Linked DNA regions of Mus musculus: region 1 is linked to region 2. The links are chromatin loops, found by intact Hi-C in ENCODE. Cell type or tissue: heart. All regions are shown on one strand. Each heading gives the region's core, and the rest is flanking DNA. Links, peaks and the distances in the headings are about the cores only.

What was found. A loop is a pair of places that touch in the nucleus more often than their neighbours do. Peaks named below come from ENCODE experiments on the same cell type or tissue, not always from the same donor. Only the 100,000 strongest peaks of a DNase experiment are listed, where the experiment ranks them.
Region 1: it touches region 2 in a loop (8-fold over the local background); 1 of 42 quality-filtered maps calls a loop at or near these places.

Annotation. Positions count from the first base shown.
Region 1 is chr17:26,611,249-26,620,431 of GRCm38, forward strand. Ergic1 (endoplasmic reticulum-golgi intermediate compartment (ERGIC) 1) reads left to right here. Exons shown (of 10, transcript NM_026170.3): 3 at 3,108-3,180. Among named protein-coding and RNA genes, the nearest start is that of Gm41553, 26 kb to the right of the region's middle. In heart, for the core only: no CTCF peak of the experiment used is centred there; a DNase peak (open chromatin) is centred at 5,673; H3K27ac peaks cover 825 bases.
Region 2 is chr17:26,542,172-26,551,354 of GRCm38, forward strand. All of the region lies in intron 3 of 1700049J03Rik (a long non-coding RNA gene), which reads right to left. It also overlaps the pseudogene Gm8225. Among named protein-coding and RNA genes, the nearest start is that of Gm34606, 12 kb to the left of the region's middle. In heart, for the core only: no CTCF peak of the experiment used is centred there; DNase peaks (open chromatin) are centred at 5,860, 7,215 and 7,441; H3K4me3 peaks cover 928 bases; H3K27ac peaks cover 3,096 bases; H3K27me3 peaks cover 419 bases.

The DNA of each region.
Region 1 (9,183 bases), core at 2,655-7,654, 69 kb after region 2:
GTGTCACTATGAGGTAGCTCTCCAGGGCTTAGGGACACTGAGTCAAAGGGGACGTGCATTTGTCACTGTTTAGAAAATTCTGCCTGGAATGCAGCCCTCAGGAATGTGGTTTGATGAGCTTTTCCTTACATGAGGGGAAGATCTGAGGCATGAGAAGCCAGCCCTTAGCTACCATTTAGTACACAAATATTTATTAAGCTGGACCTAGGGCCAGACCCTGTGCCAAGCCGGGACCGTGCTGATGAATGGGCTTCGGTCTTTGTCCTTGAGGCTCAGGCAGCCAAGCCAGGCAGGCCAATTCAGGCCTGCGCCATTGCATTATGCTGTGGGATGGTTGCTATTAATAGCTGAAGGAGACAGCGAAATTCTGGGGCTTGAACGTCAGCCTATGGATTTTGTTTCCTGCCCTACAAGGCTCTTTCGACCTCAGAGGGACTCCTTGACTTTCTCCTGGGATATAAGGGTCTCAAGCTTGACTCCTTCAACTTGGCAACACCTGGCTTCTACTAGCAAGCCTCTGCTGGGGTCACATTCCAACTTCCCAGGGCCTGAGTCTGGAGTCAGAGAGCCTCCAAGCCTTGCCCAAACATGGACTGAAAGCCTTCATCCAGCCTTTGAGAGCTGAAGGTCTTGCTTGGAATACTTCCTCCCTGCTTTCATGGTTTCTCACTCTTTCAGTTATTCAATAAATATTTTTTTTCTGTGCCTTCTCTGAGCCAGCAATGTTAGGCCCTGAGGCCACAGTGGTACCAAGACCTCACCTCTGGTTCCTCTGTCTGAGACAGGAGTCAGGTGCACCCACCATAAGTACGGGTGGGGACAGGGCCATTGGACCCCACTGAGTTATCCTGTTTACCTGCTGGGTTACCCGGGCTTTGTGCCAAGCCTTGCGGAGGGAAGCACACAGATCTCAGAGAAAGGCCTCCCCAATCTCATTCCCCTACTGCAGAGTGGGTAGTTAGGACTTTGGGGTGTATCTGCAGGTGTGAAGCAGTAACAGCAGCCAGAAGACTGTCATTTATTCTAAAGTCAGCAGCAATGAGCCTCAGAAAACCTCCTGTGCCGTACACTCACTGCCGCGTCCGCTGGGGCTGGTGTGGACAGAATGGCACTGAAATGTGGGTCCTGGGTGGCACTGGACAGAAAGGCACAAGGTCCGACTGCAGGAGGCTTCGCCTGCTGCAGGTTCTTCCCCAAGAGGCAGTAACTACCAGTGTAGGCAGGAGAGCAGGAGCCAGGGGCTGGCTTGGTATCTGAGCTTCCCCCAGCTTCATCCCCCAGCTGGAAAGGATATTTGAGCTTAATCTCCATGCCGTGGACAGTACAGACCAAGGCCACTGTCTGGGACCAAACTGTTAACTGTTGCTGAGTATTTGAAGCATGGCTGAAAGGGGGTATCTGTCATGCTGTTATTAATTTAGAACAAAAAGGGCCTTAAAGTATGTATATCTGCATATATATATATATATATATACATATATATATATGTATATGTATATACACTTTTTCTTCTGTTTTGACTTTGAGTGAGAGTCTTGGCTAGCCTGGAACTTGCTGTGTAGTCTAGGCTAGGCTTAAAATTCGGCCAGTCCTTCCCACCTCTGCTCTTGAATTCTAGGCTTATAGATGTGGCCACTAGGCTGGCCAATAAATACTTGTGTGTGTGTGTGTGTGTGTGTGTGTGTGTGTGTGTGTGTGTGTGTATAATATAGTACTTATACTATATTATGTAATTATTAATACATGATGTTTAATAGTTACATGTGCTTATATGCCCAGCTGAAACTTTTTCTTGTTTATAATATGCACACATTCTCTATTTCTCCCCAAAGTAAAGCCTCTAAATGCCATCTCTATACAGCTTCATCAACGTGGGGCAGAGGTTATGAGTATTCCAGTCCCCATCTCTGTAGCTACAGACTCATCAGGCAGTTTGGGGGTATCCCATCTTACCCTTGCAGCCCAGGTTCTCAGGAGTCTTTCTAGGGGCTTAACCATAGAGGATAGGGGGGGTCCCAGTTCCTTGTCGCTCAGCCTGCGTTTCTACCCCAGAGCCACCATCAGGCTGGCACCATGGTGTCATGGTGGGGTAGTTTGTTAATGTACCACCCTGGGCATATAAATAGTAGGTGCTCAAAAATGATTGTCCTTCCTTCCCTGAAGACAGATAGGAAATTAGACAGGCGGCAGACAGACAGATGGACATGGATGGAGATGCTTTTCCACTGTTATCTACAGCCCTGTGTCACAGCAATGCTGCTGTTAGTTCAAAAGAGCAGAAATAGAAATGGAAGTCCATTCCAGTGTGTGGCACACCTCAGCTCGGCCTGGTGCTGTGCTGGCTGTCCCTATGGAGACCGCATGCTGACCAGGAGCAATGGCCCTCTGCCACTGGCCAGCAGCAGGACAGGACCGTGCCTGTCAGTAACCTGGGAAGAGAGGCCAAACTGCCGTATGGTTTCTGGTGAGGGAGCCCACTCTCACCCTGTTGTAAAGCTGACAACTCCCAAGATGGACGCTGGCTACAGACAGAGAGGGCCAGACCTGTGGCAAGCTGTGCCAAGTTCAGTCTTTGGTTCACTAATGTGAGAGAGAAGTCAGGTGGTCACATGGGATCTCCCAGATGTTCAGTGAGAGAAGTCAGGCGGTCACATGGGATCTCCCAGATGTTCAGTGAGAGAAGTCAGGCGGTCACATAGGATCTCCCAGATGTTCAGTGTGGATCTGGGATTCTAGCGTGCACGGCATTCAAGCAGGCAAAGCACCTTGCCCACCAGCATGCAGTCCTCTTCCAGGGCAACCTCTGCATCAAAGAGATCTTGAGGAGTTGAGCAGGGCCCATTGCCTGTGTGAGGAGGCCAGTCTGACCACGGGGCCGGGCCAGTGGCCACTTTCTGGGGAAATCACACTGAGGCCATAAAGTAAGAAGGGATCCCAGTGAGGCAGTGAATAAGAGGGCGCCTTGATGATCTCTGCAGAGGCACCCTCACCCTGTATGTATGCTGGTGCCTCTAAGCAGCTTTCCTCCAGGGTAGCAGGAGGGCAGTGGGGACTGGCCTCCCGTGTGGAGCATCCTGCACCCCTAACACTGTCTGTGTTTCCCACAGTCTCCATCTGCTGCTGCCTCTTCATCCTCTTCCTCTTCCTGTCGGAGCTCACTGGATTCATCACAACAGAAGTGTAAGTTATTTTCTCTGGGGCAGCTGTCTTGCTGGGGTCCAGATGAGAAGAGGGGGCGATTTGGGAAGGGATGGAAGCCTTGCAACCGGCTTGCTTCTATTTCCAAGCATGTGACATCATAAAAGGGCTTTGAGCTCAAAGCCAAACTGAGCCTCACTCTGTGAATACCATTCACATTCCTTCGGGCCTGGGATGCCCAGGTTCACAGGCAGAGTAGAATCACCCACTCATCACCACTGGCCCCGAGTTTGGCCAGTGGGTTTCCATGAGTCCTTTGATGTTGTAGCTGGAAGGTGCTCAGACAACCCAGGTAGCTTCCTCACAGAGGGCAAGGTGGTCCTCCTGGAAGCCCCTCTCGTTTCTCAGGCCCACGTTCAGGAGTCAGCATGGGTTTCCTGGCATCTAATACCACAGTCATCCATCCCTGATTCCAGAATTAGTTGTCATCCCCAGCCTGGTAACCCTCCTGCGTCGGGTCCTGACCTCATGCTTCAAAGCCTCTTTGTAGCTGTGTTTACAGTTTGTGGAACTGTCATGGGGCTGGGCCCTGGCACCCCCTTCTCTTCTGCCCAGCCTTGGAATTTTCTCTTTCTACTCTTGGAATGTCTTGGTTTCCTTTGCTTCCTTCTCAGCCATGAGACAATAGGAAGCTAAAAACCGGCGTCATGGCTGCAGCTGGATCTTATTACCTTTGTCACCAAACAGCCCCTTTTTTATGGGGAAACTGAAGTTATATGAAGTAGCAGTACTTGCCCACAGTGATCAAGTGAGGTGGCTCCTGAGTTCTGAGAAGCTGGGTTCACCTGGTCTTAGCTCACATCTGGATGTAGCTGCCCACCTGTCACTGATGTGGGAGCATCTGCCCTGCTGTCACTCTGACACTGGTTTGGTTTTTTTTTTTTTTTTTTTTTTTTTTTTTGGTTTTTGGTTTTTTGAGACAGGGTTTCTCTGTGTAGCCCTGGCTGTCCTGGAACTCACTTTGTAAACCAGGCTAGCCTCGAACTCAGAAATCCGAATGCCTCTGCCTCCCAAGTGCTGGGATTAAAGGCGTGCACCACCACACCCGGCTCTGACACTTTTAACCCAGGGAGTTTCATGGGCCTGTGGAGAGAACAATAAGACATTAGAAGACCCAGAATCAGGATACTACTTGGCTGTGTTACCCTGACAAGTTCCTGAACCTCTCTGAGTCAAAGAAGTGAGAGTAGATCAGACTTCAACTCCACTTCCAGCTCTGGTGCTTTCCATGATAACAGACCATGTAGGGATCATCAGAAGTCCCCCCACAGTCCCCAACAAGTGACTGTGACCATGGGGAGCATCCTCTCTGTGTCCTATGGCTTTGGGCTTTGGCTGTGTGCTCCTAAAGCTGCTCTCTCACTACAGTGCCTCTGTGTCTGCTGGCTGTGGACACAAGCAAAATATACTGCAGTTATTCTAACTAACTATAGTTACCTTTGGGAATTCGTTTCTGGGACCCTCACTTCAGAGGTCCCAATATTTCAGTACAATAGGAGATTTGCATAAATATACATATCATCTACATAAAGCTACATATAATCCTCTTATGTACATTTTATTTTTTTCTGTAAGAGATTTGTTTTTATTTCATGCATATGAATGCTTATCCGCATGTATTTCTGTGCACTATGTGCATACACGGTATGTGCATACACTATGTGCATACACGGTATGTGCATACACTATGTGCATACACGGTATGTGCATACACTATGTGCATACACGGTATGTGCATACACTATGTGCATACATGGTGCCTTCAGCGTCTAGAAAAGAGGGTATCGAATCCCTCAGCACTGGAGTTACAGAGGGTTGGGAGGCTCCAAGGGATACTGGGAAGTGAACCTGGGTTCTCTGCTCGAGCAGCCAGTGCTCTTAACCGCTGAACCATCTCTTCTCTCCAGCCTTTTGGTTTTGTAGTTTTGCTTTCTGTGACAGAGTCTTACCAGGTCTTACTACGTAGCCCAGGCTGTCCTCCTGAGGACTGGAATCACACACAGTTGGATGTCACCACTCACAGTCTTCCTCTATCTACTTCAAACTGTCTTCATCTTACTTGAACATCTAATATGTCATTGCAATACCACAGGGGAGTAGTGGGACAGTATTATGAGGTGGATCGAGATAGTGAGGCTGGGAGAGGGAGGACACAGGACGGGCCTGGTGCTTTCTCAAGATTAAACGGGATGGTCTGGGTAAAGAGTACTTAACCCAAAGCCTGTGGACATTGTCACCTGACAGACTGTGTCTCTTGGTGCCTCTGTGTTTCCCCCGTAACACTTGAGGAAGCCTTAGTCAGCTCAGCCCAGTGAAGGCATGCCTTCAGCACTGAGGCATGGCCACATCCCAAGTGACCTTTGTTGTCAGAGCTTGGGCCTGCAAAGGCTGTGTAGCAGACTGGGCCACTCAAGCAAGCCCAGACAGTAGACTTTGCCCACTGTTTACCTAGGGCAGGGCTGTCAGAGTACAGTGTGTTCCCCATCATACCCCTCCCTGTGCAGGGACTTCCTCTTCCTACCTCCTGGATGCTGTGGTCCCAGGAGGAAGGAAGAGGGCTGAAGAGTCTCAAGCCTGGCCCGCTGGCTACTTGTTGCTGTTGGTGGGAGCCTAATGTCCCTCCCTTCTTGTGCTTCCTTACCATGGTACTGACTTGTCAGGGGTCCAGGCAGGCCCAAGACTTAACACTACAGCCTGGAAATGTTTGCTTTGCCCCCATTGGGCCCCTTTCTCTATGGAGGCAGCCCTGCCTGGAAAGCATATAGGTTTTCTCTATGGAGGCAGCCCTGCCTGGGAAGCATATAGGTTTTCTCTATGGAGGCAGCCCTGCCTGGGAAGCATATAGGTTAGGGGGAAACTGAAGAGGGGTTCATTCTCTTTCGGGAGGCCACTGGTCCTGTCTGATGACTTTGCTCCCACAGAGGGCCAGGGGATCCCCTCTTGCCATGAAGATGTTCATAACTCAAGGAAACGAGGTCATGGCGCAGCCCTGGCCTGTGGCTGCCAGTGACGTGAGGTGCTCCTTCTGGCCCCATAGAGTTAGAGGGAGGTGGGTTTGTTTGTGTGCTTGACTTCCAACCCAAGCTTTGGCCAGGCTGGTGACAATGGGGAAAGAAGGTGTCCCATGGGATTCAGTTTTAACATAATATCTCTTTTGGTGCTTTCTAGGTATTGTAATGCTAGTCTCATATGCCCAGGTTAGCATCTTCCAATGATTGCCTCAACATTTTATAAAACCCCTTGAAGTTTGTGGAGGAAACTGGGGCACCAAGAAGCTAAAAACCTGTAAGGTTCATAAAAGGGGCAAGGGAGAGCAGAGTCTAAGCCCAGGACCTGTGCACACCTACAGCGTGGGCACCCTACCCCGTCATCCCTCCCGTGTCTCTGCGGGGCATGTTTTAAAGCCTCAAGTCATGAAAGCCACAGCTTTTGGGTAAAAGTTATTGATGGTTAGGGACAGAAGCTTCAGCAGGCAGAGCTTGTTCTTATACAAGCTTGATGGCCTGAGTTGGGTCCCTGGGACCTACTCCACTCCACAAACTTGTCCCCTGACCTCCATGTGCGTACTCACACACGTCACACATACGCTCATTAGTGATAGTACATTAAAATTAAACTTCAAACCTATGGACTGGGAGACTCAAGATTCCCCTGTAGAATTAGGTGGCAAACTAGAAGAGGCCACTTCAGGAAGCAGGAGCTTGGAGGTTACCTTGAGTTGGTTCCTAAAACATCCCTGTACTGAGCCAAAATTGGGGAAACTAGGAGTTTATCCAAGAGAAGAGTGGGGGGCGCCATCCCGCCCAGCACCCCTGAACTGAGTCTCAGTTGTAGCTGGTTGGGATTAGACTGTCACCAAGAACATCCTCACCCTTAGCGATGGGAGGTTTAAAGGCTCCTGGGCACAGAGCGACAGATCATCCCTGAAAGGTGGGTCTGGGGAGGGGTGAGTGTGAGCCACAGACCCTGGTAAGGAGTCCGATGATTGCCAGGAGGAAGAGGGGTGGCTGGGCAGCTGGTTGTGGAGGGCATCCACCCAGTAGGCAGCAGCTGTGTTTTCCCTGTGTTTTAGAAGTCAGGGTTTAAAAGCCAAGGTTCCTGAGGCTTACTGGTCAACCCACCCGCCGCCTCATACACCTCCCCTCCCACTCCCACCCACCAGTCACTGCGGCCTCCATGCTGAATGGAAGTTTCCATTTGACCAGATTGTTAAGCATGGAGGCCAGCAACCTTGGGCAGGAATCTGAACTATTTAAGTGCTCTTCAAAAAACAAATAAAATTGTTTTCCATAGATGTCATCAGGCTCACGCCTCAGCCTAGAATCTCAAGGCCTTCGGCTACATTCCACCTACATCCCCCCTACCAGTACCTCCCATCCTCTCTCCCTACAAGGCCAGTTCTCACCTACCTCCTCCCCATGCTCTGGCTGGTGCCCCCCACCTGGAATGTAGCCCCATTCCTCCACCAGCACACACTCTTCCACTTCCTGGAACTTCTGAGAACCTAGCACCCACACTCTCCTGTGCACCCCACAAGTTTGTGTCCATTTCACAGAAGGTGCTCAGGAGTTTTCATTCTGGTTGGGGGTTGTGACACTGTGGCTTCCTCTGGTGTGACAGAGGAGGGGTTAGAGGGAGGTTTGCAGAACAGAAAGTCATTGGACCTAGGGAACCTCTATATCCCATAGGCCCTGTACTGGCTAGTTTTGTGTCAACTTGACACAGCTGGAGTTATCACAGAGAAAGGAGCTTCAGTTGAGGAAATGCCTCCATGAGATCCAACTGTAAGGCATTTTCTCAATTAATGATCAAGGGGGAAAGGCCCCTTGTGGGTGGTGCCATCCCTGGGCTGGTAGTCTTGGTTCTATAAGAAAGCAAGCTGAGCAAGCCAGGGGAAGCAAGCCACTAAAGAACATCCCTCCATGGCCTCTGCATCAGCTCCTGCTTCCTGACCTGCTTGAGTTCCAATCCTGACTTCCATGGTGATCAACAGCAGCATGGAAGTGTAAGCTGAATAAACCCTTTCCTCCACATCTTGCTTCTTGGTCATGATGTTTGTGCAGGAATAGAAACCCTGACTAAGACAGGCCCTGAGGCCCTGGGGTGGTACATCTGAAGATGATAAGAAAAGACAGTGACACTTGCATCACAAGTCTCCCTAGGGGATGCCCTGCTTTCCAGGGATCTCTGTCCTCTCCAGACAGTGTTAGCACAGTAGGAAAGGCAAAACACGAGTGCCCGGTAGGTAGCATCCTCCTCTTACTCTCCTAGGCTGTGTGATCTCAGCCAGTTATTTGTTCTGCTCGCTGAAGACACAGTGATCCTGCCCAGCACTGCTTGGCCACGTTACAGGAGCTGCCACATGCAAAAGCCCGGCATCTTCCAGCTTTTAGTGGGGCAGAATACACGTGCAGGCAGAGCTGCACTAGGCCTCTTACATGCATAATGCCCTTGACCTTCACACTGGTTTGCCATGGATTAGGGGCCCTAATATTTTATCTCATTAAATGTTGGTGTTGATAATAAAGATCATGGCTAGAGGCTGAGCATTCAACCTGTAATGAGACTGTGCTCAAGACTCTGGTTCTCATTGGCCACCTCAGCAGCCTCATTCTTGATGTATACAGAGTCATTGGGGGTTGCTGGGACATAGAGAGCATGACATTCTCATGCCACCAGCGCACCTCCTTTACCTGTTTCAGATCCCCCAGATAACTTATGCTACCCTGTGTACGTACCGTGTGCATAGTTATGGCACCATATTGTGTAAGGAGCAAGGAAAGAAGTCTGTGTATGCCCAGTACAGACTCAGTGTCTGCTTCTGAGGGGTTTTGTTGGTTTTGTTTTGTTTTTTGAGCTTCAGCTGGTTGAACCCAAGGGTAGAAACTCTATAGCAGTGGCATATCAACTGTTCTGGGAGAGAGCCCCTTTTTATTTCTGGGGAAACCGAGGCCATTGAGAACAAAACCCATTGTCCAAGCTCAG
Region 2 (9,183 bases), core at 2,839-7,838:
GTGTTTATTCGAGGTCTCAAGGTAGTCAGATCCACGGAAGCAGAAAGCAGAATGGTGGGTGAGGCCAAGGGCCAGAGCAGTGGAGTGATTGTTTACATTTTATTTGTTTTCGGGGGGGGGGGGGGGGGCGGAACGGCCTGTGGAGGCCAAACGAGGGCTGGTGGGAGTTGGATCTCTTCCCACCGTGTGGGTCTCAGAGAGAGAACTCAGGTCACTGGGTTTACAGCAAGCACCTTTCCCCACTGAGCCACCTTGAAGACCTGGGAGTTACTGCTGAGTTGGCACAGTTTCAGTCGGGAAGATGGAAAGGTCTGGGGATGAGTACTAAGTCGTTGGCTTCCTGTTGCTACGAAAAACACCGTGACCAAAAAAGTCTGAAGGCCAGTTTTATAGAGGCATTTTCTCAGTTGAGTTTTCCCTTTTCCCAAATGTGTTGTGGTCACAAAAAACAACAACAAGAAGCCGAAATGGCACACGGTGATGGAAACACATGAGAATGTGTAATATTTAATGCCACTGAACTGCCATTGAAAACGATTATTTCAGCCCCCACTGAAAAGATAGAAAACACCCTCGGGAAAACACCAAATGGCAGTTGACTCCAGTGCAGCCGGAGGGCCCAGAGGATCCGGGGGCCCAGGATTAGGAGGCCGTGTCAACTTCTGCGGAGGACTCTGCAGCAGTCATTGGGGCTGCAGTCGTGGTCGAGGCCGTGACCGTGGTCGAGGCCGCGGGGCTCGTGGAGGTAAAGCTGAAGACAAGGAGGTAGGTCTGGGCCGCTGGCGGGGCGGGCTGCTTGCCCCTGCACCGAGAGGCAGCCCTTTGGTGTCTTCTTCCTTCAGTGGATCCCTGTCACCAAGCTGGGCCGCCTGGTTAAGGACATGAAGATCAAGTCCTTGGAGGAGATCTACCTGTTCTCCCTGCCTATTAAGGAGTCTGAGATCACTGACTTTTTCCTGGGTGCGTCCCTAAAGGATGAGGTTCTGAAAATCATGCCAGTGCAGAAACAGACTCGGGCTGGCCAGCGGACCAGGTTCAAGGCTTTCGTCGTTATTGGGGACTACGATGGTCACGTTGATCTTGGTGTTAAGTGCTCCAAGGAGGTTGCCACTGCCATCCGAGGGGCCATCATCTTGGCCAAGCTTTCCATCGTCCCTGTGCGGAGAGGCTACTGGGGGAACAAGATTGGCAAGCCCCACACTGTTCCATGCAAGGTGACAGGCCGCTGTGGCTCTGTGCTGGTGCGTCTCATCCCTGCCCCCAGAGGCACTGGCATTGTCTCTGCTCCTGTGCCCAAGAAGCTCCTGATGGCCAGTATAGATGACTGCTACACTTCAGCCAGAGGATGCACTGCCACCCTGAGCAACTTTGCCAAGGCCACTTTTTATGCCACCTCCAAGACCTGCAGCTACCTGACCCCTGACCTCTGGAAAGTGACTGTGTTCACCCAGTCTCCTTATCAGGAATTCACTGATCACCTTGTGAAAACCCACACCAGAGTCTCTGTTCAGAGGACGCAGGCTCCAGTTGTGGCTACCACATAAGGGTTTTTATACAAGAAAAATAAATGAATTAAGTCTGTTTTTAAAAGATAGGAATAATAAGATGGATGCTATATATGCTTTCACATGGTCCCGGGGGGGGGGGGGAAGAATGTCGTTGACTTTAATAACACGTTTTGAAGTTGAAAAAGAAAATCCTAGAAAATTTCCACATTATCAGAAGAAGCAACTTGGAAAACTGTATGCACATACCCTGTATTGCTTGCTCGCCATACAGCAGCACACAGGAGTAAACAGGGCATGTGCCTCGCTCTGTGGGGTGGGGTGTGTGTGTGAAAAGGACAGGCTACGAGACGTCACTCCAGTTATAGAAAATTCAAAAGTATCTCGTTGGGAACTAGGCAGACAGATGGATAGATTTAAAATTCTAACGCAAAGCAAAGGGACAGGCCACCCAAAATTCAAGGTAGCAGTTCTCTGAGGGCTAGGAAGGTGAGACATGTCTTCCAAGAGAGGCATGAGGGCTTCCGAGGCACTAGCCATGGATAAGCCAATATTCATATTTTACATGTGTATTACATCCACTTTTGATAAATGTCTAATTTTGTGAAATCTTTAAAATGCTTTATATAGAAGGCGGGTGGGGCAAACTCCACGCTGATGTCTCAGTAGCGAGACTTTGATATTCTACTCTCTGTCTTTAAAACCACTCTGCAATACTTTTATAGGAAAGTGGTGTTTGGTTATGTTAAGGAGAGAGAAAAGAAATAAAGAGAGCCTTTCCCTCTGATTTGTTCAGGGAAAGGAGAAGTGAGAGGAGATGGTAGAGCATCCGGGCTTCCCCCAGCTCTGCCAGGAACAATAGTCTGAGGCAAAGAGCCACTTGGAGGTAACACAGCCTAACCATTGCTTTAAGGGGGTGGCTGTTCTTTTAAAGCAAACTCCCCAGTCCCCCAGGAAATCCCTGCCAGTTTCAGGAGTGGGTAGAGGTTCTGATACCACTGGCTTTTCAAACAACAAGATGTAGCTGCCACAGAGGTTCAGCCAGCTCTTGTGAGACTGCAGACCACAGCCTTGGCACAAATCCCTTTCAACAGCTTTCAGGACCAGATGAATGAGATAGAAAGGGGAGTGGTTTGGTCTGGGAGATGGTTTCAGAAATATACTCCGTGAGTCTTCGTGCTTTGGACGTTGCGACTGCCCTAGGACTCTCTTGCCAGCACTGCCTTCTTGTCTCCCTCGTTTATCTCCCAGAAGTGGGGGACTGTCCACCAAGATAACACACCCAATCTGTCCAAGTGGTCTGTGTGTCTCACAGACATGTGATCAGCACTTGCAGCCCGGCTGGGGGCTTGAGACTGGGGTGAAAGAGATGACGACCCCCTTGAAGGAGCTGGAGGTGCCATGGACCACAGAGAAAGCCATCCAGCCAGGCCTGTGTACCAGGCAGGCCAATCAGAAGCCAATCTTGAGGTCAGATGAGTTGAGAGCGAGAGTTGATCTTCCAGGCAAAGAGGGCTGAGTGAGTATGTCATGAGGAGAATTAGAAGTGGTTTTTATTTTATTTTTCTAGAATTATGATGATAAAGCTGAGCCTAGCTATGGCAGTATCTCAAACACTCTTTTCTACCAGGTAGAAGGACTCACTACAGTATTTGAGCAGTGAGAAACCATGAAGGCATTCTAAGGAAGGGGGGAACAAATAGGTTCCTTCTACTAAGATCCTCTGTCCTTTGAGTGATTTGCCATTCAATGACACCATAGGCCAAAAGGAGCTACCAGGTCCGAGCACAGGCAGACTAGGGAAAGGGTATTATGCTAACTTTCCACCACTGTGACAAAATACTGAAGACAAACAATTTATGAAGTAGAAAGGTTTGTTTCAGATGTTAGATTCAGTCCTTAGTTGTTTGGCCTTCATGGTATCCATCTAAGGGGACAAAAATGCATCACAGCAGAAGAGACCTGCTCACCCCATGGCAACCAGGAAGCAAGAAAGGAGTCAAGAAGCAACTGAAATCCCAATAACTCCCTCAAAAGTTCACCCCTCCTCATGACCTAACTTCTTTCCAGCAGGTCCTACTCTTGAAAATTTACTATCTCTCAACAGCCTTTCATACACGGGCTTTGAGGGGCACTCTGGATCCAAGCCACTGAAGGCATGTGCGGACCAAACTGTAAACCCAAGACCTGCCTGCACATGCACCATGCCTGCAAGAAGGCCCGAGTGTGGTCCAAGCCTCTGGTTGTTCATCTACAGAAGCCCTGAGATGTGAGAGATGAACAGATCTCTGACTTAAAGCTGCCCACCATGTGAACTGTTGACTCACACAGGTCGCTGAGTTACATGTATGTACTAGTAAACAGAACACAATGTATATGAAACATGAAGAAAAGACATATAAGAATTCATATAAAATTAAAAATAGAATTACCACTCCAAAAGAGAAAGAAAGTCTGGAGAGATAACTCAGCAGTTAAGAGCACTGACTGATCTTCCAGAGGTCCTGAGTTCAATTCCCAGCAACCACATGGTGGCTCACAACCAACTGTAATAGGATCTGATGCCCTCTTCTGATGTGTCTGAAGACAGCTACAGAGTACTCATATAAATAAAATAAATTAAATAATTCTAAAAAAGAAAACAGAGAGAGAAAGCAAAGGTTACAATTGGGGCCAAGTGATTTATCTGCCAAGTTTCCAAATTTATGCAGATTCCTTTGTGACTTATATATTAAAAATTAATTACAAGAGCCAGGTGTGGTAGCACACACATTTAATTCCAGCACTCGGGAGGCAGAGGCAGGCTGATCTCTGAGTTTGAAGCCACCCTAGTCTATAGAGTAAGTTCTGGAACAGCTATGGCTACACAGAGAAACCCTGTCTCAAGAGAACAAAACAAAACAAAAGTTAACTTAAAAATAAGTTGACAGGAGCCCCTGATGGCAAGTCAGTGTTGGGTCAGTGCTGACTCCTTGCTGCCCACTCACTCAGTAAAATCCAGTGTTTACCGTTCCATTTCCTAGTCCACGCTAATTCCAAACCAAGTCTGGGCCAGAGTTATTCTGGCCCATTGTAGTCTTTTAGTAAATATTTGTTAAAAAAAAGAAAGAAAGAAAGAAAAAGAAAGAGAGAGAGAGAGAGAGAGAGAGAGAGAGAGAGAGAGAGAGAGAGAGAAAAGAAAAAAGGAAAAAAGAAAAAGCCCTTTTCTGTCAGGTTCAGAAATAGACTGAAGGTCTCTGGTGGTAGACCCCTGTAGAAGTTAGGCCTGATTCTTTCTCCTAGCCCCATACTCCCAGACATAAGACTCAGACTCAAAATATATTTACAATACCTTGGCCATATAGCTAGACTCTACTCTGACAAGATCATAACTTAAATAACCCAATTATTTTAACCTACATTCTACTATGTGGCTGGTTCCCTGTACTTAGATACCATGTATCATACATTCCACTATGTGGCTGGTTCCCTGTACTTAGATACCGTGTATCATACATTCCACTATGTGGCTGGCTCCCTGTACTTAGATACCATGTATCAAGAGAGCAGAAGATGCCCTGGGGGAGAGGGTCCTGAAGATATGGCCACAAGGACTGGCCAATCAGAGTAAGAGCAGCCCAGGCGGAACATAGTCATATCTCAGAGATGGAGGATTGACATCTGCCCACTTCTAGTGCAGCTCAAGGCTCATTGCAAATATAAAAGTTTTGTCTTTTATCTGGGAACTAAGCCATCAAAGGTGGGGTAGAAATCCCCAATTGATATTAATTTTCACAACAGACCCCTCTCCCAAGGCTGTGGCACCCCTGGAGACCACCAGAAGATCTAAACTGGGCCTTCAACCAGGATCTCGTAACACAACTGACTTTCAAGTTCTTCCTCAGATCCTAGTCCAGAGTTTACTGGCTGGGAACATCCAGGAATGCCCACCTTTAGCGCCTGCTCCTCCCAAAGCCGACTGTCCTGAGAGAAGCCATCAGTAAGGATAGCCTTGGCCAGGGCAGGGTGAGTGCAGGGACCTCCGCTGTCCTCTGTGTGCTTCTCCTGCTTGAGGAGTTTTTCAAATAGAGAACTTTTGAAACTACACAAACAGTATTCCTTTAATTAAATACTTGGCAAAATAAAACCTGAACGTCCCCAAAGCAAATCCTCTTTTCTGAACTGTGCCCCGATTACTGCATGATTCTGAGGGGTGGACTCGGAAGAAGACTGAGCCCCTCCGTTCCAGCAGGGAACAATGAAGGGCGTTACTCCTGGGGGGCAGGCAGGATACAGTTGATGTCTACATCCTGTCTACACTACCCTAAAACACTTCCTGGGGCTTGGGGCCAGATTTCTTGAATTTCACTTAACTGGGAAGCTGGATCAAGGCTCTGCTGAAAATGAGGCTGGGTGTAAAGGAGGAAATGGGAGGGGGACAGAGTGGACTGAATCCACGGGGGAGGGGGACAGAGTGGACTGAATCCACGGGGGAGGGGACAGAGTAGACTGAATCCACGGGGGAGGGGACAGAGTGGACTGAATCCACGGGGGGGGGGGGACAGAGTGGACTGAATCCACGGGGGGGGGACAGAGTGGACTGAATCCATGGGGGTGGGCAGAGTGGACTGAATCCATGGGGGGGGGCAGAGTGGACTGAATCCACGGGGGAGGGGACAGAGTGGACTGAATCCACGGGGGAGGGGACAGAGTGGACTGAATCCATGGGGGGACAGAGTGGACTGAATCCATGGGGGAGGGGGACAGAGTGGACTGAATCCATGGGGGGGGGCAGAGTGGACTGAATCCACGGGGGGGGGACAGAGTGGACTGAATCCATGGGGGGGGCAGAGTGGACTGAATCCACGGGGGGGGGGCAGAGTGGACTGAATCCACGGGGGGGGGACAGAGTGGACTGAATCCACGGGGGGACAGAGTGGAATGAATCCATGGGGGGACAGAGTGGAATGAACCCGGGGGGGGGGGACAGGGGACGACAGAATGGAATGAATCCACGGGGCCAGCAGAGACTCTGATCACAGTCCCTGATCCTGCCCCCAGGGAGCCTCTGACACCTGCAGACAGGATGAGGCTCAGGATCCAGTCAGATGCAGATCCAAGGCAGTCATGACAGAGCCCACCCTGACCCTCACTTGCTCCATTTTGCTGAGAAAGAAACTGAGGCCAGAATGGGGACTGGGCAACCCCAATCAAGGTGACCTAAGTCAGCAAAGATTGGATCCATCCCAGGATTCTATTACTGCTCTGGAAGCTTTCTCTTCTGCCTTCGTCTCTATTTTGTGTCCATCAATACCCGTGGGTGATGTGAACCGCTTCTCATAGGGGCTCTTCACCTGACAGCTGGAAGCTGGCTGGAAGCACCCGAGCAGACTAGAATGTTCCTGTTTATAGGTTTAGTCACTGCACAGAGAGCTGAGTACTTCCACAGGGAGGGAAAGAGCTCATGGCTTCCCAGAAGGAAAGGAACAAGGGAGGGTGGAAAGGAGGAAGAAGGCTTTTCACTCAGAGCCTTAGTTTACAAATGAAGAGACTCACAGGGGTGGCCAGTGTGGTGAGTGACTTCAGAGTCACCCAGCCTCCCTTGCTTTCCTGTTTCCTGGAGCTCAGCCTGACCCTGGGCATCACAGCCCACCCAGAGGAAACAACAGTCATCAGTCAGGATGGCAGAGACACCTGTGTCCGGACATCAGCTCAGTCAGTGCAGTGCTACCCACACAGTGACACACACAGGCGTTGGGACACAGGAATCCAGACAGACTCCCTTTGCTTAGCTAACAAGCAGGAGAAATGGTGGATCCTGGGCGATGGGGAGGTCCTAAACCTTCGGAGGAATGCAAGGAAGAGCCTGCCCCACCCCCCACCTAGCTACATCACTAGAAGACTGCGGAGGAGGGGCCAGGTGAGCTCCAGGTCAGATCCGAATGACTTGGAGATGAGCAGCTGGTGCTGAGTCACTCAGCCTACGTGAGCTATCTGACGCTGCAGGTGAGGTTAGCACTCCCTGGGTGCGACCTTGCAAGAATATGAGCTTCAAAGCCCTGAGAAATGTAGCGGGAATGGCCACGCCTCAAACCAGAGGGTCATCGTGTGCTTGTACAAACACTCCCTCTGTGTAGTCTGGAAGATGCCACCAGCAGTCCCCTGAGAGTGAAAGGCAGAGGACCATTTCAGTGAATGCAACCTGTGAGCTAGATTCCAGACATCAGCCATAAGACATGATTTAGAGCCACCACGGACCCCAGGGTAAGAATGAGCAAGCTGAGGCCCAGAGCAGTTCACTACCTGCTTTGGATCACACACCCTGAGAACCGAGGGGAGGGACAGGGATAGGATTAAAACGTAGTATCAGCATAGTCCAAAGCACACCGTCAAGAGACTACTCAGCCAGTGTCCAATGCAGCCTTAACGCTGTGGGTCTCAACCCCTGTGGGGTCTTAAATGAACTTTTAAGAGGGATTGCCGAAGACCATCAGAAAGTGCAGATATTCACATCACAATTCATAACAATTCAAAATGACAGTTATGAAATAGTAACACCACAACATGGGGAGCTGTATTAAAGGGTCACAGGGTTAGGAGGGGTAAGAACAAGTGCCTTAATGTGTCATCAAAGAAGGGTCTGAGTTGTGCCTTGCAAAGGAAATGGACATGGGGTCACCCAGTGAGGACAAGGGAGGCAGGAGGCAGGGCTCAGAAAACAGACCAACACATCTAGCATCTTCCAAAGAACACTGAAAATGTTAGAATTTCACCTTCTAGGGGTCAGGGCCCAAGGTGGGTTCTCTGCTATGGGGAGTATGTGACAAACTGGAAACACTGCATTTACATACACTCTTTTACATACATGCACACATGTGTGATAGAGAGCTGGCCACTAAGGCAGGAGGACATTTGCATCTCCTCTCCACACTACAAATGAGGGTAGGTGAGCTGATATTACATGAGTACCTACTGTGTGTGTGGCTGGCATTCTCCAGATACATGTGGCACCTTGCAGGCTCCGGAATCAATGTATTGACCATTTAGTTGAGTGCACTGTCGCTGTCTTCAGACACACCAGAAGAGGGCATTGGATCCCACTACAGATGGCTGTGAGCCACCATGTGGTTGCTGGGAATTGAACTCAGGACCTCTGGAAGAGCAGTCAGTGCTCTTAACCATTGAGCCTTCTCTCCAGCCCCTCAAGTGTCTCGGAGAGAGGAGGAGACCAGAAGAATTCTGGTTGGAGCAAACGATGGCCTCAGCACTGCCGTTGTCCTTGGATGTCACCTGATCACCTTATGCAGCGGTGACATGTGGAGTAGTAATTCCATCCTTTCTTCTAGCTCCCCAACTGATACCCCACTGTGAGGAAGAACTCTTCTTTCTTTTCCATTTGTTCAGCTATGCCTTTACATTTAGCAATACAAACCAGCAGATCTTTATTTTCTCCCGTATGGTCATCTGTGACAATCACTATTGATGGTGATGTTGAAACTGCCCCAGATGTTGCTACTGGGAGTGCCTTCCCTCTGACTCCTGTGTCCTTTTGACATGCCTCATCATACCTTGAACATGTCTTTGCGTCTGACATTTAAAGACGAGGCTCCAGACTCATTCGGTACTTTCCCCATGCTGGGAGTCCTGTGTGTGGTGAGCGGAGTTTGGGGTGAACACATCTTTCCTCCTGACATTTAAA